4 separate regions of the Homo sapiens genome follow, and all the other regions are linked to region 3. A link is a contact called in ENCODE Hi-C or POLR2A ChIA-PET data. All regions are on one chromosome and are shown on one strand. The core of a region is the stretch at or near the end of the contact, and the rest is flanking DNA. Distances in the headings are between cores, read along the strand shown.

Region 1 (5,005 bases), core at 2,506-5,005, 2.4 Mb before region 3:
CTGCAAAAAATACAAAAAACTAGCCAGGCTTGGTGGTGCGTGCCTGTAGTCTCAGCTACTCAGAGGCTGAGAATCACCTGAGCCCAGGGAGGTTGAGGTTGCAGTGAGCCAAGATCACACAACTGTACTCCAGCCTGAGTGACCAAGTGAGACTCTGTCTCAAAAAAAAAAAAAAAAAAAAAAAAAAAAGATATTTTAGTACCCAAGGATGCCAGAAGCAAGAAAGAACCTGCTTTCTACGTGCGTAGATGGAACACCTGTAGCAGGAAAGCCAACATATAAAAGTGTATTTGCTTTCTTCTACTAAAAATGAAAACTACTTCCTAATAAAGAGAATTTTTAAATGTATTTTTTATTGCTTCAACCAAAGGAAAATATAAAATTGAATTCACCATATAGTCACAAGAACTACTGAAGAACTAAAGTACCTTATTTTATAAAGTGAATGGGTAGTTTCTAATTTATCCTGCCATGGATAGTAGGTACAATTATAATAAGAAGGGTGCAAATTAACATTTTTCTACCATAAAAAACAAGGTTGGCTAAATTTGGGGAATAATATTGAAAAATGCTCCTGATAAAAATAAAAAGAAACTATAACACAGCATTTTCCCCTGAATTTAGCCAACCTTGTTAAGGGAATGACCAAGGAATTATCACAGATTGGAGGAAACTAAAGAGAAATTACAACTAAATGTAACAGAGGACCCTAGACCGAATCCTGGAACAGAAGAAAAATACATCAGTGGAAACAAATACAATCTTTTTTCTTTTTAAAAAAATATTATTGTAACATTGATTATAGGTAAAGTACTACTTTGGGTTTGTTTGTTTGTTTGTTTTGAGACAGGGTCTCATTCTGTCACTGAGGCTGGAGTGCAGTGGAGCAATCATAGCTCACTGCAGCCTCTACTTCCTGGGCTCAACTGATCCTCCAGCCTCAGCCTCCCCAGTAACTAAGACTACAGGCGCATGCCAACATGTCTGGCTAATTTTTGTATTTTTTGTAGATTTGGAGTTTCACCATGTTGCCCAGGCTGGTCTCTAACTCCTGGGCTCAAGTGACCCACCCGCCTCAGCCTCCCAAAGTGCTGAGATTACAAACATGAGCCACTGAGCCCAGCAGAAACCCAGAGAAAATCAATATTTAGTTTAAAAGCAAACAACAATAACCCAAAGAAAATCTCCCTTTGGTAGGAGAAGCCCTTCTTCGGCATCTAGCACACATCCTCTGCAAAAGTATTTGCTCTAGCTGGAAGTTCTACAGCAGTCAAGACACACCCATTCAGGGCTGGGTATCTTTGTTAGAAGGTTCTTCCTTGTATTGCTTTGAGTTACATTTCTTTGTAACTTGACTCAGTCTAGTTCTTCCTCCTAGAACAACACATAAGTCGAATTCCTCTTTGACTTGATCTTCACATAGTCTATATCTTGCCTCAAGTTTCTTTTTGAAGTGTGATACACACAAGTTCCCTTCATTTTACACATCATGATTTTTATACCCTTTATCATTCTTGTCGCAGAACCTTTAAAGTTCTGCAGTTTGTCAAATGGCCTTCTCAGAATCAAGCTCAGAACTAAACACTAATGTAGAGCCTATCAAACTATTTTGCTTCTTGTTTTGGACACTATGTTTCTATGCCTAAACTGTCCTTTCTTTTTTAGCAGCTACATTATATTGTTGATCATTAAGGAATTCACAATCAACTATTCCTTAGTCTTTTTCACATGGATTCCAATGAAGGAATTCCAGTGAAGGAGGAGAGAAGGAAGTATAACTACTAACATCACCCTGCTATTCTATTCTCTTAATAACCAACTAATTTTGAGTGCTAACTACATGCCAGACAATTGCAATTCTATACCTACCTACACTTGACTTTTGCTGAGGTCTGAATGTGTTCCCCTCAAATTCATATTTTGTTTATGTATTAATTTTTCTGAGACGAGTCTTGCCCTGTTGACCAGGGCAGAGTGCAGTGGTGCCATCACAGCTCACTCCAGCTTCGACCTCCTGAGCTCAAGCAATCCTCCCACCCCAGCCTCCCAACGTGCTGGGATTACTTGAGCCACTGCGCCAGGCCTCAAATTCACATTTTGAAATCTTAACCCTCAAAATGATGGAATAAGAAGGTGCAGCCTTTGGAAGGTGATTAGGTTATGAGGGTGGAACCCATGTGAATAGGATTACTGCCCGTATAAAACAGACCTCAGAGGGATTCCCTAACCCCTTCTTCCATCTTATGTTATAGTGAAGAGACCACTGTGTAGGAAGCAGGCCCTCACCCGACACCGATTCTGCCTGAGCCTTCATCTTGGACTTCCCAGCCTCCAGAACTGTGAGAAATAAATTTCTGTGTTTATGAACTACCCAGTTTATGGTATTTTGTTATAGCAGCTCCAGTGGACTAAGACAACCTTCCAAATCTGACTAAAGAACTCATTGCAACAAAACTTATAAAAGGTTGAACAGAAACTGTACAAAGTAGCTCCCAGGCATTATTCAATTAATAAATATAAAATCTTGCACAACAGCCTCTTGAGGGTAGACTGTCACTACTAATCATTTATCCATACTTATGTGGTAAGTATGCCTTGATTCTCAGCCCTATGGCTTTTTCTTCTCAGAGAATCACACTGGCAAGTGGTAAAGTGAGATGTCCAGGGTACCATTCTAAGCAAGCATCTTCACTCATCTGCAAGCTTTAATTGAAAGTCACAAATCTCAACTGAGAAAGCCATCTAGTCACATACACACATTTTAAAGCTGCCGAGCACCACCTTCCAGAAACCAAAGTGTCAGATCTGAGTTTCCCAATAGCTCTTCCTGGGCTGGAGTCATCTATTACACAAAACGAACTCATTATTTCCTTACATATGGGCACCGTCAATCTATTTTCCGACCTTTCATCCTCAACATCCCCATATCCCTTTGAAGTCAAAGCATCAGTCATTTTTGTCAGGTGTAAAACACATACACCGCACGTGCACGGGGATGCTCTGATGTTCACAATGTGTAAAAACTTGAACGTTTAGAGATCGCTTAAATCCCTGGTGTTGCATAAAGGGCCTTGATAAAAAACATAAATATTTGCAAGGTTGCCTTTCCATATTTGTCGCTTTGGGGACGGAGGGTTCCTAAGTCAGAAATGGAATGCTAGCAACACTCTATCACCTCACACAACCCCTATGCCGGGGCCAAGGGAGGCGGCTGGCAGGCCTGGAGCGCGGGCAGGCGCCTGCTCCCGGAGGAGAGACAGCGCGGGCTGGCGCTCCGCGACCCCTCACCTCTCTTGTCCAGGAGCCACATGAACGCGAAGCAGGGCAGGAAGCCGATGGGCCCCCACAGCACGAGCAGCGCGATGTCCCAGCTGGAGAAGCCGTAGGCCTGGCGCGCCGAGTTCTGGATGGGACCCCAGGTGTTCCAGACCAGGCCCTGAACGAACGCCAGCAGCGAGAAGAGCAGCAGCACCAGCCAGCGGCGCCCGTATACCCGCCCGGGACCCGGGACCGCCGCGGGCAGCGCCGCCGCCGCCGCCTCCCGGCTTCTCCAGGAGGCCCCCAGCCCAGGCCCGAGCCCGGGCCCCAGCAGCGGCTGCCTCTCCTCTTCGCTGCTCCAGCGAGAGCCCATGGCGACGCGTCGCCCGCGAAGCCACTGCCGGGCGCAGTCCGGGTCACCGCCGACTAGCCCAGCGCAGAATAGTCCTGAGCAGCAGGAGGCGGAGGCTGCTGTGGTCGCCCTCGGCCTCCGGACCGCGCCTGGTGCGCCTGCGCGGCCCGAGCCGGGCCGGCGGGGAGGCGGGGAGGCGGGGCAGGCGGCAAGGAGGCTGGGGTCCGCCCTCCCCTCCGCGGGTGGCGAGGAAACACCGGCGAGAGGAAAGGAGCCAGGTCCCAGACGGAGGGCAGGTAGCGCTGAAAAGGCAGGGACCAGCGCGGCTGAGTCGGGGAGAGGGAAACTCCCAGAGAGGCTGTATTCGAGGAGGTTGGGCAAGGAACCCTGGGGTGTTTGGAGGAAGTGTCCAAGTTAAATCTTGTGCCTAATAAACAACTCAGTGACCTGTTAAGTGACGTCAGTTAACCTGATGCTTGCTTCTATTTTGGGCTTATTCTCATTTTTGTTGAGTTAGTAACTTCAGAAATTATAGGCGAAGGATAAAGTTTAAGCGTAGTTGGTCCCAGGGGATTATCTCATAAAAATCATTTCTTACGTGCAATAAGTACTACCTATTTTTGTTACTTTTTTGTCTTACATATCCAAAGAGGAGATTCCAAACTAGCCAATTTCATTCATATATATGTAAACTTTACCCATTTCGCCTGCCAATAGGCGAGCAATAAAGGTATGTCCAGTAAAGTTGGAAGATTTTTGCCCCAAAGATCCATCTCCAGTGATTATGATTTGACCACAGGGTAAACGAGAAGAAAGGTGGTTGTTGATCTCTTCACACAGCTGTTTGTTTATTTTGGTATACAAATTCAGAAGCCTGACAGCTGTGGATTAGTGTCCTTGAAAACCTAAAGTCAAGCAATTTGGCTTGTCTGGATCGGGAAATGAGTCACAGGGAACGCAATCACAGGATTCTTTGCCCGAGGTTCGTATTTCCCGGCAGCCACTAAAATCAGAAGGAGTCAGGTTACCACCAGAAGGGCAAGAGAGGTGTAAGAGAAGCGTGAGCTAGCCTCGCATTCCAGGCTGCCAAGAGCGGCTCGCGAAAGCTCACGGCAGAGACCCATCCCACCGCCGGAGCCCCACTAAGCGGCAAACCTTCCCCTAAAACTCCAATCCTTTAGGGTGGAGAAAAGCCGAGGTGGAAAGGAAGGATCTGACTAGAAAAGGAGAAACAGAAACGAAGCTAAGACTACAATAAAGAACGCTAAGGTCCGGGTTAGGTAAAAAGCGCCACAACTCAGACCACGTGTTTGTATTTCCACACCCGGGGTATCAAAACAAAGCTGCGTGGTCCCGCCCAGCATCCGTCACGTGACCTCCACGTGAGAGCCGGCG
Region 2 (4,672 bases), core at 1,235-3,734, 2.2 Mb before region 3:
TATGAAATAATCCAGCAATGTCTAGTGTATTAGTTTTCTATTGTATAATAAATTACCATAAACATAGTATCTTAAGACACATTTATTATCTCACAGTTTCTGTAGACCAGGAGTCTACGCACAGTTTATCTGTTTTCTTTGCTCAGGGTCTCACAAAACTGCTATCAAGGTTTAAGTCAGGCTGTCTTCTCATCTGGAGGCCACCTCTCAGGTTGTTGGCAGAATTCATTTCCTTGTGGTTGTGTGACTGAGGGCCCTGGCTTCTTACTGGTTGTCAGCTGCAGGCTGCGCTCAAGTTCTAGAAGCCGTCTGCAGTTCCCTGCCATTTAGTTTTCTCCATAGGCAGTTCGCAACATGACAGCTTGCTTCTTCAAGGCCAGCGAATCTCTAGCTCCAGTCTGGAAAGACAGTCTTATATAATGAAACGGAATCATGGGAGTGACATTCTATCACCTTTGCCATATTCTGTTGGCTAGAAGTAAGTCAAAGGTCCCACCTACACTCAAGGGGTGGAGATTATATAGGCAACACCAGGGACCAGAGATTATGGGGGCCATCTTAGATTTCTGCCTGATACATATAGTAAGGTTAAAGATGCAATGTCCTAGGATCTAGCAGTTTCCCTATACACAGTAGAGATGTACAAGAATGTTCACAGCAGCATTGTTTGTGACAGTAAAAAATACTGTTCTATACTTTCAAATTTCTCAAACTATAAAATGATATTGTCAGAGAGACAGTAGCTTATAAAACACCATGTATGGTATGATAACATTTTTGTAAAAGTAACATACATAGGAATTCAACTTCCAGCAATGGCCTACTGTTGTTTTCAATCAACCTTTCCACTACAGAGAACAACTGAACAAAATATAAAAACGTTAATGTACTGAAGAGCTACCAAGGAAGTGAGAATTTGTGAGTGCAAGGTCTGGAAGAAAAAGGAAGCCACCAGAGGTTAGCCTGATATTTGCCATCATTTTTCCAAAGCTAAGGTGATTGCTGACTCTGAAAGCAGTGGCTGAAACAGGGAGAAGAGCTTATGGCTGTCTCATGGGGCTTAGAAGGCCCACCAAAGAGAAGAGGCCCTAGTAAATACCCCAGACTTTTGGATGGGACCATCAAGGACTAGCTAGGAATAAGGGTGAACCGGAAATAAATTAGCTTTCCCAAAGACTGAAGACCGGCTCTGAATAATCAGTCTTAGTTCCTTATTGGAATAAGGTGATCTGTCTTCAGTCTAGCTGTGGTCAGGCAAACTTGCCCTTAAGTCTCTCCTGTTGAACACACCTTCCCTTTCCCCAGCCCCCTTGCTCAAACTCAACTCTGATCTTAGTAAACACAACATCAGCGGGAGAATGCTGATGCAGCAGAGAGAAGTCCAGGACAAATGAACATTGCATAACCTAGGATTCAGGTAGAGTGGTCCTCTCTCCTCTCCTCTTCCCTGGGACATTTATAAATGTATTAATCTACCTCATCTCTTTCACCTTGCTTCTTGGCATGTGTTTTAAATCTGTCTACTATTCCGTGATCCCTGCTAGGCTGGCTTCAGTTTTTCTTCTTTTGAAGCCACTACTCCATTTGCTCCCCCAAAGAATTCCATGAAATTTAACATTAGCAATCATTTGCTCCAAGTTTTCGTTTGAGAGCAGTTGAGAGTAAAACGAGTATGTGTTTCATGTAGTTTCATTATTATTATTATTATTATTGTTATTATTATTTTTGAGGCAGGGTCTCACTCCGGTTGCCCAGGCTGGAGTGTAGTGGCGCGATCTCGGCTCACTGCAGTCTCACCGTCAACCCCGGGCTCAGGTGATTCTCCCACCTCAGCCTCCCGAGTAGCTGGGACTTCAGGCGCCCGTCACCACCCCCTGCTAATTTTTGTGTTTTTAGTAGAGACGGGGTTTCGCCATGTTGCCCAGGCTAGTCTCAAAACTCCTAGCCTCAAGTGATCCACCCACCTCGGCCTCCCAAGGTGCTGGGATTACAGGTGTGAGCCACCGCGCCCGGCCCTTAATTATTTTTGATACTACGCATACGTTATCAAGCAAAGGGGATGGGAGATAACTAAAAAAGGAATGTCCAGAAGCTTCCTGCATTCATGCTGCATGTGAGCCCTTTAGACACGAGGCGCTGACCTACTAATTTTGTAATACTCCCTCAGCCTTCAATCATTCCATCATTCATTCCATCAACGCGTATTAGGTACTTAGAAGCTATACAGAGGTGAGCATCGATCCGCCCTGGAAGAGCTTAGCAAAGACAGGTTTGTACATATAACTTTCTCCAACCTTTGCCATGGTCTGCAAACCTCCTTCTTAGCGAGACCCCCTCCCCGACCCCCGACTCTTCACAGGCTGGGCGCTAACCATTAGGAATGTCCGGCGAGAGAGCGTTACAAGACTACGTCTCCCGGCAGCCTCTGCGACAAGCGCCGGAGGGGCGCGCGTAGGCGCTCGGGCCGGCCCCCGCACGCAGGCGCACTGCGAACGCCGGCTGAGCTGAGTCTCGCTGCTCGGTGCGAGGCGGCGGAGAGCGAGGCCTGGTGAGCACCGCCGAGGCGCGGGCCAGCTCTTCGAGGTTGTGCGCGGGAGTGGCACGGCGGGCGGGCGAGCGAGGGGCTAACTTCAGCGGTGGCACCGGGATCGGTTGCCTTGAGCCTGGTGAGTGCTGGGGCCTTGCGGCCCCGGCCCCTCCCCCTCCCGCCGGCAGATCCGGGCAGTCCCGGAGGGACTCAGGAGAGGCCCTGGGGCGAGGGCGGGTGCCGGCAGGGCCTAGAGCCGGGGTTCCTGGGCCGGACGCTCGCGCCGCGTCCGTGCGTCACGGGCCCGGCTGTCCTAACGGCCACAAGGCCGGCGGAGGAGAGGGTGGGGGTGGGGAGCCCTGGTGTGATCGCCATCGGGAACGCCGGTCGAGGCTAGGCGGGGCGGGGCGGCGTGGCGCGGCGGCGGGGCTGTAAGCGGCGCCGGGGACTGCGGGGCGCCGAGGCAGCGGGCGGAGAGGAGGCGAGCGCGGAGCCTGCGCCGCGGCCGGGCGGCGGGCGGGAGGCGGGGGTGGGCCGCGCAGAGCGCTGTGACAGAGGCAGGAAGGAGCAGGGGTGGCGTGTAAAAATTCTAACCCTGGCAAAAAGGGACCGTCTTGGGAATTCACAAGTTACAGACCGGGTCGGAGCCGGCGGCCCGGAGGGAGGTGGGGGAAGCGGGGGGTGGAGACGGCCGGCTGCAGTTTACCGATGTCATAACAACATGGGCCTGGAGCGGCTGATCGGGGGTGTGGTAATTATAGCAATGACAGAACTTGGTCTGCACGCCGCGTGTGCGATGCGAGGGAAGCAGCGAGGTATCGGATTAAGCTCAAAACGGGAGGAGGAAACAAGGATGACTGGAGTCAAGGAAGTCGTCATGAAGTAATGTTTTAGGATTGGGTCGTGTTCCACTTTTAAATGAAAGCGTTCAAAATATTTGATTTTTAAGGTTTCAACTCAGAACAAACGATTGCCGAGTTTTTGTTTGTATTTTAAAGAGATGGGGTCTCGCTATATTGCCCAGGCTGTACTCCAACTCCTGAGCTCAAACTGTCCTCTTGCCTCAGCTTCCCAAGTAGCTGGGACTAGTCTTGGGCAACCACACCCAGCTCTGCAGAGTATTTTTTTTTCTGAAACGTACTGTCAAGTAATATTAACTTGAATTTCACCCTTTTTTCTTAAATAAACGGTTGCTTAAAAATCTCTATTAGTAGATGAAGTGATTTCCCCCCTCCTGTTTTGTTTTTTTTTTTCTTAAGAGATGGAGTCTTGCTTTGTTTCCCGGGCTGATCTGGAACTCCTGGCCTCAAGGCATCCTCCCTACTAGCTGGAACTACAGGCGGATGCCACCAGCAAGGCTCATTCTCGACATTGTTTTTGTCTTAACTAGCTTTTGCATTTGTAATATTTTGAAAGCAGTACACAAGTTATTTTTCCCTCCTTTTTAAAGATCAAAGAGATGAAAATTTAATTTTTCAAAGGAAAGTAAGAATGAGTTCTGTTGTATTTTTACTGAAATATTCTTGGAAGACACTGTTTTATGGATAGATGAGACGTAAGAGAAAGTAAAGGAATTAACATTTATTGAGTTCTTTTTTCAGGTATTGTGTTAAATGCTTTACATATATTAAAAACATTTGAATCTGAAGTATCTGTTAATTTTTCTATTTTACAGATGAAAGCATTGACAATCAAATGTTAAGTAACTTACCTAAGGTCTTCCAGTTCTTGTTGAGAACAACCTTAGAACCCAAAGTTACTGCCATTTAAATTATTTCTCTCCTTTCATACTTTTTCGTTGTTTTCTTTATTTAATCCGTTCAATCAGCGAATACTTACAGAGTGATCTTCTAGACTTGGGGGGATATAGTCGCGATCAAAACTCACTGTCCCTGTTCTCATGGAATTTATAGTGTAGCAGGGAAAGCTAATATTACAAATATTGACTGCATAACATTTTGTCAGTTATTATAGTTGAGTAGCAACTGTAAAGCACTCTACTAAATAGTAAAGGCAGTTCAAATGGAAGCAGACAACATAAGCCTTGAGGAGTTTACAGTCCTGTAGGGCAACAAAACATACATTTATGAAAACCTAGAATAAACTAAATTAGAAAGGTATCACCTGAAATCACTATACTTGCAT
Region 3 (4,424 bases), core at 1,627-4,126:
TCATATGATACAAGGACAGCACCCCAAATTATGTTTGGTTCAGGTGCCTCTGCTCCAGTTTTGTGTATGAAGCCCACAAAACCCCCAATCCTTAAGACAAGTGCCGTATAATTCCAACAATCACAATATTTCAAAGTACCATCAATGGATAGATGCCACTTGTAATACTGACACTATTTGGAAGATCTTATTGCTTTGAATCATTTAAAACAAAAAACAAAAAAAACTAAGCTCAAGAGAGCAGTGTAGTGTAGTGGAAAGAACATAGACTTTGGAGCCACACAGCCCTAAGGCTGAATTTCTAATTAGCCTTTCACTCTCTGTGATAGCAGACTTTACTCATCATTTTTGAGCTTGAGTTCCCTCATTTCTAAAATGCGGATAAACATTCTTATTTATAAATGTGGCGATAAGTAGAATTACATTTTTTAAGGTTTGTGATAAAAGGTGTTTGATAAATAAAAATTCCTTTTCAACTAAAACTTAATATTTACAAATATATTCAGTGTTTCAAAAGATATAGAGTACCTGTACCTACTGTGGAGCAGGCACTGTTAGGGGATGGGTATATAATAATAAGACAGTTCTTTTCAAGGACTTTACAATTTACTCTAATTATTCAAAAAATAAGTCCACTAACTAAGAGATATATCCAACTCAGTCAATCCAAATTATTTGCAAGAAATCATACTAGGCAATGGGGGATGGTGGTGGTGTGAGGGAGAATCCAAAAATGAATAAAGATAGTCATTCTATGTAAGTAGGAACCTACTCTAATTGGACATGAGATGTGCATTTTACACTGAAATTTACAGTTTCCTTGCCAATAGCTTCAATGAGGCAGAAACACAGTTTTCAACTTTTAGAAAGCAGTTTCTCAGTTATCTTAGCTGCTCAATGGTCTGGTTACATTTATCCTAAATTCAACAACCAAATAGTTGGAGACTTTATTAAATTAAAAGCTCCTAGTACAGCGTTGCAAGCAGTAGGTTTTCAAAATTTGTCAGGTTACTCATTTCTTTACCTACACCACTTTTTTTCTACTTCCTTTCCTTTATTCTATATAATGTGGAGTTCCCATACTAAGTATTTTTTTCCAAACTTTCTACTAGGAAGCCTCATTTGCTATTATTGAGGTTATCTTTTTCCCTTTAATTCCACTGATTTGTAATCTTACCTCTTATTTTATTTTTCTTGAGACAAAAAAAAAAAAAAGTGCAGGGCAGTGGCACAATCATGGCTCTCTGCAACCTCTACCTCTTAGGCTGAAACAATCCTCCCAGCAGCCTGTGTAGTAGTTGGCACCACAGGCGAGCGCCACTAGGCCCGGCTAATTTTTGTATTTTTTGTAGAGACGGGGTTTCCCCATGTTGGCCAGGCTGGTCTGGAACTCCTGACCTCAGCGATCTGCTGGCCTGGGCCAAAGCACTGGGATTACAGGCATGAGCCATGGCACCTGGCCAACTCTTATTTCTGAATTATGTTTGAATCCTTTCTTTTTCTCATTTTACATTACGTTCCTATCACTTTTTAAAATCCAAGATAAATATTTTAAAGCAAAAACAACTATTATTTTAAATATTTGTTATTTTCAGATATTAGGACTACTGTTAGAATGCTGGCTTGACCCAAAATAAGGTCTGTTCTTAAAAGGACTCTTTCAAAACAGATGACTCATCAGTTTTAAAAAGCATTCCACCATTAGCTTAAACATACAAAGTACGTCCTTCTAGGACTACCACTCAATCAGAAATTAAAGTTTGACTGCAGAGTAAAGGCATAGTTTCTCATACAAATAAATGACTGGCAAGAAAAAAACGACTTTCCTTTTTTAAGGAGGAAAGCAATTTAATGTCGTTGATTATACACGACCACTTAACTTTCTTATGTATAAGCTTTGTTAAAAAAAAAAAAAGCTAAGCATTTTTTCTCATTTCTATTCATTACTTTTCAAAATCATAAAATGTAATTTCAGAAAAGATTGAGTTTGGGACAAGGATGAAAAATACGTTAATTAGAATTACTAAATTAGTACCAGATCAGGATTTTCCCAAACTGTAGTTTTGACCTGCAGTACAAACTCTATGCTTTGAGTTTTTAAACTAACTCATTAATTTGAGCTATCTCAAATCATGCAACCGCCTCCATATCTCCCAAATTCACTCCTAGACACAACTTACACCAAAAGCCACGTATGTGCTTCTACAATTAAAACGGGCAAAACGTCCTTACTTGATACACATTTCTGCCTTAAAAAAGAAAAAAATAATTCTGTGGGGCAAGTAGTGCGGGTGTTACCCATATTTTATGCATGGGGCAACTGAAATCAAATCCCTGCCCTAGGCTATTTAACAGCGGAACCTCCAGTAAGGGTCCGGGGGTTCTGAGGTCTAGTCCAGCTGCGTTCACATTTCGAGGTCGGCTTTGTTAATCCTCGGACTTTAAATTCCTGCGGTTTTCTGTCATGGAGCTAAATCACCACTAAATTACTGTGTGCTCACAGAGTCCTGCAGACACGGGCCCCACTTTTAAACTGAAAAACAAGCGGGGGACGGGGGGGGCACGTGACGCGCGAACCCTCAAGGCGAGATAACCGAACATCCTTGGGCTGTTTGCCGAGGCAGTCTTGTAGCCCTGGAATAGGTCACCAGGCTCCAGCGACTATAAAGCGCGGCCGCCGAAACCCGGTCCGGCTCAGATGACAATTTGGCAGCCTCTGGGTGTCTGCCTCAGTTCTGCGCAGCCCATGCTGCGCTCTTGCCACTCCGCGCCCCGCGCCTCGTGAGGCAGAGCCCGCCCCGGAGCGGCGCGCGCACCCCAGGACTCGCGTCGCGTGACTCGGCCAAGGCGCGCAGGGTTTGCGCCCGCCCGCGCCACTTCCGACTCAGCCCTCGGTTCAGGTTCCGGGGCGCCGCAGAGCTCCCGGCCTCTGGACCGCGCGCGGCGCTCTGGGGAATCCGGCGCCACGCGCCGTGCGGTGGCCAGGATGGAGGAGGCCGGAGCAGCGGTGGTCACGGCCGGGGAGGCCGAACTGAACTGGTCCCGCCTCAGCGTGTCCACCGAGACGCTGGAGTCTGAGCTGGAGGCGCGGGGGGAGGAGCGGCGCGGGGCGCGGGAGGCGCTGCTGCGGCTGCTGCTGCCTCACAACCGTCTGGTGTCGCTGCCACGGGCGCTGGGCAGCGGCTTCCCGCACCTCCAGCTGCTGGACGTGAGCGGCAACGCGTTGACCGCGCTCGGGCCGGAGCTGCTCGCTCTGCGCGGCCTGCGCACGCTGCTGGCCAAGAACAACCGGCTCGGCGGGCCCAGTGCGCTGCCCAAGGGCCTGGCCCAGTCGCCGCTCTGCCGCAGCCTCCAGGTGCTCAACCTCAGCGGCAACTGTTTCCAGGAGGTGCCTGCCTCGCTCTTAGAGCTGCGCGCGCTGCAGACCCTGAGCCTGGGCGGCAACCAACTGCAGAGCATCCCGGCTGAGATCGAGAACTTGCAGAGGTGAGCGGGTGTGTGCCGGAGGGTGGGGAGGCCTCGGGCGGTGTCCGGGAACCCTGGGGCGCCGGGCCTGGGCACCTCAACGTTTGTCACGTAACTATTTCCAAGCTTTCTCTTTAACTGTGCGGTAGTGAGTTCTGCCCAACCATCTCAGCAAGTTGTTGTAAATACCTAGTATGTTCGCATGTGTGACTGTTTGGTGTGTTGTGTTTGGCCTATGCAGATTCTCGAGGCATTTTTTCTGTCTTCCTTATTGAATCTGGGGCGTGATCCAAACTGAGTGGAAACTCAAAACAGATGTAAATCAGAGGTTGTCACTTCTTTGCTCAAAAGTCTTCCGTGGATTTCCATCTCTATAGATCAAAGTACGTGCCTTTGAGCGTGGCGTACAAGGTGCTCTGATCTAACCCTTGCTTTCCACTACATTTGCAGCTTCCTCTTCTCTGTGGCAGTACCAACTACCATTTGTGGAGTTCAGTGACCTATGCATTTTCCCACGTAGAGAAAGCAGCTTGGAGTTGCTGGTAGGCACTCAGTATGTGTTGAATGGATGCAGTGCCTCTGTACACGTGCTGTTTCCCTTGCTTGGAATGTTTCCTTCACCTGGCAAACGCCTATCATCCTTCAAAAGCTATCTCAAGTTAATCATCTCTGTGATTCCTTTTTTACTACTCCCTGCACAACAATTTTTTTCGTTACTACTCCCTGCACAAAAAAGTACAGCCTATGCTGTACTTTCTCTGTGCTTCATTCATCTTGCCTTTGCATTTACCTTATTGGATATGATTCCTTGTTTACAGGAATTATCTGCTTCACCTACTAGATTATGCAGTAAATATGTTAAATTTAACTTTAGGAGGAAGCAGAGAAACAGGATAATAAAAGTGCCCGGTGGGGGAGTGGGAAATAGAGCCAAATGTATTGTACAAAACGAAAAAGAG
Region 4 (4,946 bases), core at 788-3,287, 2.0 Mb before region 3:
AGCAGTCTTCTTTCTTGAAAAGCCATTTGCACATGAAGGTGTACTTTCATTTCAGAACTAAATCTGCATTTCATGACTCTTCCATTTCAGATTAATGAGATCCAATTAGTCATGACAAATTCACACACGCACAGCCCCTGAATGAACAGCTTGAACAACAGCAAAAAGCACAAAAATTCCAGAATTAAAGGGTACCCTCTCCTGGCTCTAACATTTTTTGGCAAAGAGATCCTGGACAAGTCATCTCTGACCTATGTTTCTTCATTTATAAAGTGTGGGAGGAATAAGACTTACCTGAGAGGGCTGCTATGAGAAATCCATCCAACAAAATAATGTATATGAAAGTATTTAGCTATGAAGTGGGTGAAAGGTAGTAGGTTGTTGCGGAGTTGCTCACAAAGCATCAGACATTCGTGGAAGATCATATGGAGAGAGCTGCTCATATAACATCCTTAGTGTGCTATTAAAAATTTTATATCTGAAGTAAAATAAATTGTTCTTAAATCACTCAAGGAATTCTGCTTTGGTTAAGTGGTCAATAGTGAAGTTTTTACACATCAGAAGTTTGCAGAGATGCAAAAATATATTTATGCAAGATGCATAAATATATTCTCAAAGCAAGAAGATGAACTACTTACAATATACTCAGTATTAGTTCAAAGATGTCAAAGTAGTTCCAAGATGTCAAAGTTCTTTTCATGCAGTCCATTTTAACTTTTTTACAGAGCAATGATCCTTTCACTTGCCTTGTTGAAAAGCTTCATAATGTTAATAGGATGTACAGAAGATATTTTAGGTGAATTAGTTCAACAAAACTGACAAAATCAATGAAATCATAGTATTGAGGATTTTAGTGGAAGAAGTGTTTGCTTTTAAAGGAAGTAAATATAATAATACTCTCTAGTTTGAGACATGTTTTCCAGTCCATTCTCTACCGGAACACTAGATAAGCTGTGTAAAGGATAATCTTGAGGTGGGGAAGGTTATGTATCAAACTTGTGAAACTATGCAACATTCACTCTTTTTTTTTGCATTACTTCATTTACATTACAATATATATTTATATTATTTGAATAGCCAAGTTTGGGGCTATTTTTCCTTTAAAAATTTAATTAACAACTTTTTAATAATGTAGTGTGTGCCATTGAACAAAAGATCTCTGGTACCCAGAAAAGAGTCAAAATGCAAGCCCTCTGATTTCTCAACCCCTACTATGCCAAGGCTCTGCTGGTTCTCCCAAAAAAAAAGAATTAAGCTTTCATTACCTAAGTCCAAAATAGTCATCACACAAATGTCTACCACCAAAACAAACTGCAGATCCTTCAATTACACACTTCCTCCAAGAAATTCGAATCAATTAATTGTATAAGTGTTTAAAAGTAATGTATCCTCCATTTTAAGAAAACAATTATTATTAATCTCTAAGACCTAAATCCTTGGCCTAATCAGACATTTAATGAGTGGGGAAACTTCAGACTGGAGGTTTTCTGGGATAAACTCCAGAGAGGAAGGAGCAGGGGGAAGAGGGAAGACTCAAGGAGAGCAATAGATAGGGGAGGTTAGGGTGGAAAGCTGAATGCATGGGTAAAGGGGAGGTCTAGGGATAGTAGGTGCTTTACAGACTGAGCTCAGGGGAGGCTGAGGACGGGGGTGGGGAGAAGGGTAGGCGCGTGGGCAGTTAAGTTGGTGGGAGCTGGGTGGATGGAGATGAGGGTAATTCACGGGCAGTCTCCAATGCCTATCAGCAGCTGCTCACCTAGTTCCCTCCCACATGGCTACTAAGTAGGTAGGATTCTGAGGAACCGAGAAAGTGCGTCATGGAATGGAGCCACTCCGGGGCCCAGGAAGGCTTCAGGATTCCCCCACCCGCAGCGGCCGGGCCAGCTCCCCTACCTCCCATATCCCGACCGGCGTCTCACCTGCTGCCAGGCGCAGACCGCTGAGGCTCCCCATGGCCACTTGCTACTCCGCCGACCAGCGCAGAACTTCGCCGGGGACGGTGGCGCTGGTGAGCTCAATGTCACCCAGCGTTGGAGTGGGAAGGACGCAGGCGGCGCCGGGGGGCGGGGCGTGCGCGACGCGGTGTACAGGCCTGCGCCAGTGCGGGGCGTGTAGGACGTGCGCCACGCGCTGGAGACCCGCGGCGCCAGCCTAGTGCCCCTGGCGCCGCATCCTGAGCCAGCCTCGGAGATGGTCCTGTGGAGTGTGGCGCCGTGGGCCCTTGCCCTAGCGGATATGTACCCATGGGAGTACCTGTGTGAAATAGAAAGGAAATGTGCAACTTTCGTGATCTGTAAACTCCCGAAATACACCAGATAAACCAGTATTCCAGTATGCCGCTCTTCCAGTGTTTTCAATGAACATATGCTTTTATCAGAAAACACATAATTGGACTCTGCTCAGTGGCCCTATCTCTTGTTGGAGCATCCCTCAGGCTAATCTGAGAAATTAACATGTATGTTTTCAATTTGTTTTCTATTTACCTATTTTCTAAAAACATTTGATCATCTCCATCCTAAACACTTTACTCATACCCACCCACACTGCCAGAAATGCCGTTTTTTCTTGACGTTTCTTAGTGGTCCCAAATTCTTAACAAAGACCCCCCTGCTCCAGGGTCCGGGGAGGAGGTTAGGCACTGGAGTGAGAGGTATTAGAAAGGCCTCACTTGCCTAGATTTCCTTCAACGACCTGGTAGGGGAACCACAAGGAAATTGTTTCCCTTTTGTGAAAAGATGGGATTGGAGTAAACAGTCCCTTCAAGGTCTGACAATCTTTGATCCATGTATCTGGCCCAGTTCCAGGAGGACATGTTAAAAGGGTTGGGACAGCAGGGTGACAGGTTCCGAGGTGGATGCGGACCACGTTGAACTCAAGCCTTGCACTCAGCTTTCCTAAGGATTCCCCTCGTACTATATTTTTTGTCAGGCGACTCCGCGGTCACCTTTGCTCCGCGGTGATTGGCCTGCAGCGGGGTCCTCGTGTTTGTCCAATATGGCGGCGCCCAGTGGCGGTGTGAACTGTGAGGAGTTCGCCGAGTTCCAGGTGATGGGGTTTTCCTCATGTGGCAGGCATGTGCCTCCTTTTGTCCCCAGACCCTATTCCCTGCTTTGCGAGGGAGTATGAACCAGCTTTGGAAAAAGCGGGCAATTCAAAGCTCTTTTCTCGAGCCATTGGAGGTCATGGGGGGCGCGGGTTTGGCCTTAGGGAGCGAGGCTGCTCTGTAGGAGGAGGGAGGAGGGGGGTCATAGTTCTCTCCGCGGCTCTCCGGCCTTGTCTGGGAAGCTCTGGGTAATCTGCTGTGGTAAAGCTCGGGATGCGTGGATAAGGATTGTAACAATCTTGTAGCAGTTCCCTGAACTCAGTTTCCAGCTTCTGCCATTCCTCTCCTACTTTTGTAAGTAGAGTTTTTGTGGGAGAGAAGAAGGTGCAGAAGAGCTATTTAGTTGATAAAACATACTTGGTGCAATTTACTATTTTTGTGGGACAGGACGTATGGAAGCTTGGAGGGAGGATTAATTATAGTACCTGCTCTAGTGTCATTGCCCATTAGAGAAGATGTAATATTTAGAGGTTTTGCCTTTTTATGTTCAAATATCAGAGACCTAGGGCTAATTATTAACACCTGAATGCAAGAATAGGGATCTGGTTTTGACCAAGTTGCCATTAAAGTTATCTGTTCCAATTCAGTCATAAATGTGCTTCTGTTTAGTTACAAAGTTGAATTCCAAAATCATGATCTTAAATATGTATTGCATTATTAACTAACCCAAGATACTGAAAAATTGACCTATCTGTAGTAAGCTTTGTACTTTGAACGGTTTGAAGGTAGTGGTATTCTTGAATACTGCCTCAGCCTCCCTGTAGCTAGGACTACAGGCACGTGTCACCACGCCCGGGTAATTTTTTAAAAGAAATTTTGTAGCGAGAGTGTCTCACCAAATAATCCTCTTGCCTCGTCCTCCCAAAGTGTTGGGATTACAGGCGTGAGTCACCACGCCCGGCCTAAAGTGTTTAAAATTTTTGCAACTCTTATTTTTTCATTATAAAAATTAGATTTAGTACTTCTGTAAAATATCCTATTTCCAAATTGAAATAAAATCCAGAAAAGAGTGTTTAAAATCGAGTGCCTAGAATCCCATTTTAGCATGCATTCAAGAATTTATTAGATACTGTATTAGTCCGCTAGGGCTGCCATAACAAAATACCACAGACTAGGTGGCTTAAACAATAGAGATTTATTTTTTCACAGTTCTGGAGACTAGAAGTCCAAGATTAAGCTGCCATCAGTTTCTAGGCTATACAGTTTGATTTAAGGGGGGAAAAAGAGTGCCATCAGAATTAGTTATAGTAAGGCTTCTCTTCCTGGCTTGTAAATGGCTGCTTTCTCACCATGTCTTCTCTATGTCACTATCTCTTCTCTGTGCCTGCACCTGGAAGGAGAAGGATCTCTGCTATCTCTTCCTCCTCTTCTTTTTTTTTTTTTTTTTATTTTTTTTTTGAGACAGAGTCTCGCTCTATCCCCCAGGCTGGAGTGCAGTGGCACAATCTTGGCTCACTCCAACCTCCACCTCCCGAGTTCAAGCGATTCTCCTCCTGAGTAGCTGGGATTATAGGCGCCTACCACCGTGCCCGGTTAATTTTTGTATTTTTAGTAGAGATGGGGTTTCACCATGTTGACCAGGCTGGTTCCAAACTCCAGACCTCAGGTGATCCGCACCCCTTTCAGCCTTCCGAAATGCTGGGATTACAGGCGTGAGCCATGGCGCCCAGCCTATCTCTTCCTCTTCTTATAGGGACATCAGTTCTATCGGATTAGGGCCCACCCTTATGACCTCTGTTTAACCTTTATTACATACCTCAAGGCCCTATCTCCAGATACAGTCATGTTGGGGATTAGGGATTCATGAATTTTGGGGACACACAATTCAACCCGTAACAGATAC

The links. A loop is a pair of places that touch in the nucleus more often than their neighbours do. ChIA-PET counts read pairs that join two places held with the same protein, here RNA polymerase II (POLR2A). Pooled maps may share reads with other maps.
Region 1: a map of naive thymus-derived CD4-positive, alpha-beta T cell shows a loop between it and region 3 (11-fold over the local background). The contact joins the promoter of SLC49A4 here to the promoter of LRRC58 in region 3. A Hi-C loop is called at or near these places in 1 of 168 maps with a recorded cell type or tissue (naive thymus-derived CD4-positive, alpha-beta T cell) and 8 of 50 pooled maps. POLR2A ChIA-PET finds 5 or more read pairs at or near these places in 1 of 52 experiments (CD4-positive, alpha-beta T cell).
Region 2: a map of CD8-positive, alpha-beta T cell shows a loop between it and region 3 (6-fold over the local background). The contact joins the promoter of KPNA1 here to the promoter of LRRC58 in region 3. A Hi-C loop is called at or near these places in 2 of 168 maps with a recorded cell type or tissue (CD8-positive, alpha-beta T cell and naive thymus-derived CD4-positive, alpha-beta T cell) and 7 of 50 pooled maps. POLR2A ChIA-PET finds 5 or more read pairs at or near these places in 1 of 52 experiments (naive thymus-derived CD8-positive, alpha-beta T cell).
Region 4: a map of CD8-positive, alpha-beta T cell shows a loop between it and region 3 (8-fold over the local background). The contact joins the promoter of FAM162A here to the promoter of LRRC58 in region 3. A Hi-C loop is called at or near these places in 2 of 168 maps with a recorded cell type or tissue (CD8-positive, alpha-beta T cell and naive thymus-derived CD4-positive, alpha-beta T cell), 1 of 37 single-sample maps with no recorded cell type and 10 of 50 pooled maps. POLR2A ChIA-PET finds 5 or more read pairs at or near these places in 1 of 52 experiments (CD4-positive, alpha-beta T cell).

The regions. Positions count from the first base shown.
Region 1 is chr3:122,793,819-122,798,823 of GRCh38, reverse strand. It overlaps SLC49A4 (solute carrier family 49 member 4), which reads right to left and starts at 3,755. Exons shown (of 9, transcript NM_032839.3): 1 at 3,289-3,755. The coding sequence starts at 3,631. It overlaps HSPBAP1 (HSPB1 associated protein 1), which reads left to right and starts at 4,993. Exons shown (of 8, transcript NM_024610.6): 1 at 4,993-5,005. RefSeq lists a silencer at 3,429-3,918.
Region 2 is chr3:122,512,751-122,517,422 of GRCh38, reverse strand. KPNA1 (karyopherin subunit alpha 1) reads left to right here and starts at 2,484. Exons shown (of 14, transcript NM_002264.4): 1 at 2,484-2,666. LOC107984000 (a long non-coding RNA gene) reads right to left here and starts at 2,394. Exons shown (of 2, transcript XR_924403.3): 1 at 2,295-2,394; 2 at 65-398. RefSeq lists a silencer at 2,517-3,206.
Region 3 is chr3:120,347,806-120,352,229 of GRCh38, reverse strand. It overlaps LRRC58 (leucine rich repeat containing 58), which reads left to right and starts at 2,876. Exons shown (of 4, transcript NM_001099678.2): 1 at 2,876-3,486. The coding sequence starts at 2,987. It also overlaps the pseudogene BTNL12P. RefSeq lists a silencer at 2,881-3,210 and an enhancer at 3,561-3,610.
Region 4 is chr3:122,381,273-122,386,218 of GRCh38, reverse strand. It overlaps FAM162A (family with sequence similarity 162 member A), which reads right to left and starts at 2,037. Exons shown (of 5, transcript NM_014367.4): 1 at 1,920-2,037. The coding sequence starts at 1,953. MIX23 (mitochondrial matrix import factor 23) reads left to right here and starts at 2,988. Exons shown (of 5, transcript NM_001017928.4): 1 at 2,988-3,045. The coding sequence starts at 2,995. RefSeq lists enhancers at 1,853-1,902, 1,726-2,226 and a silencer at 1,993-2,142.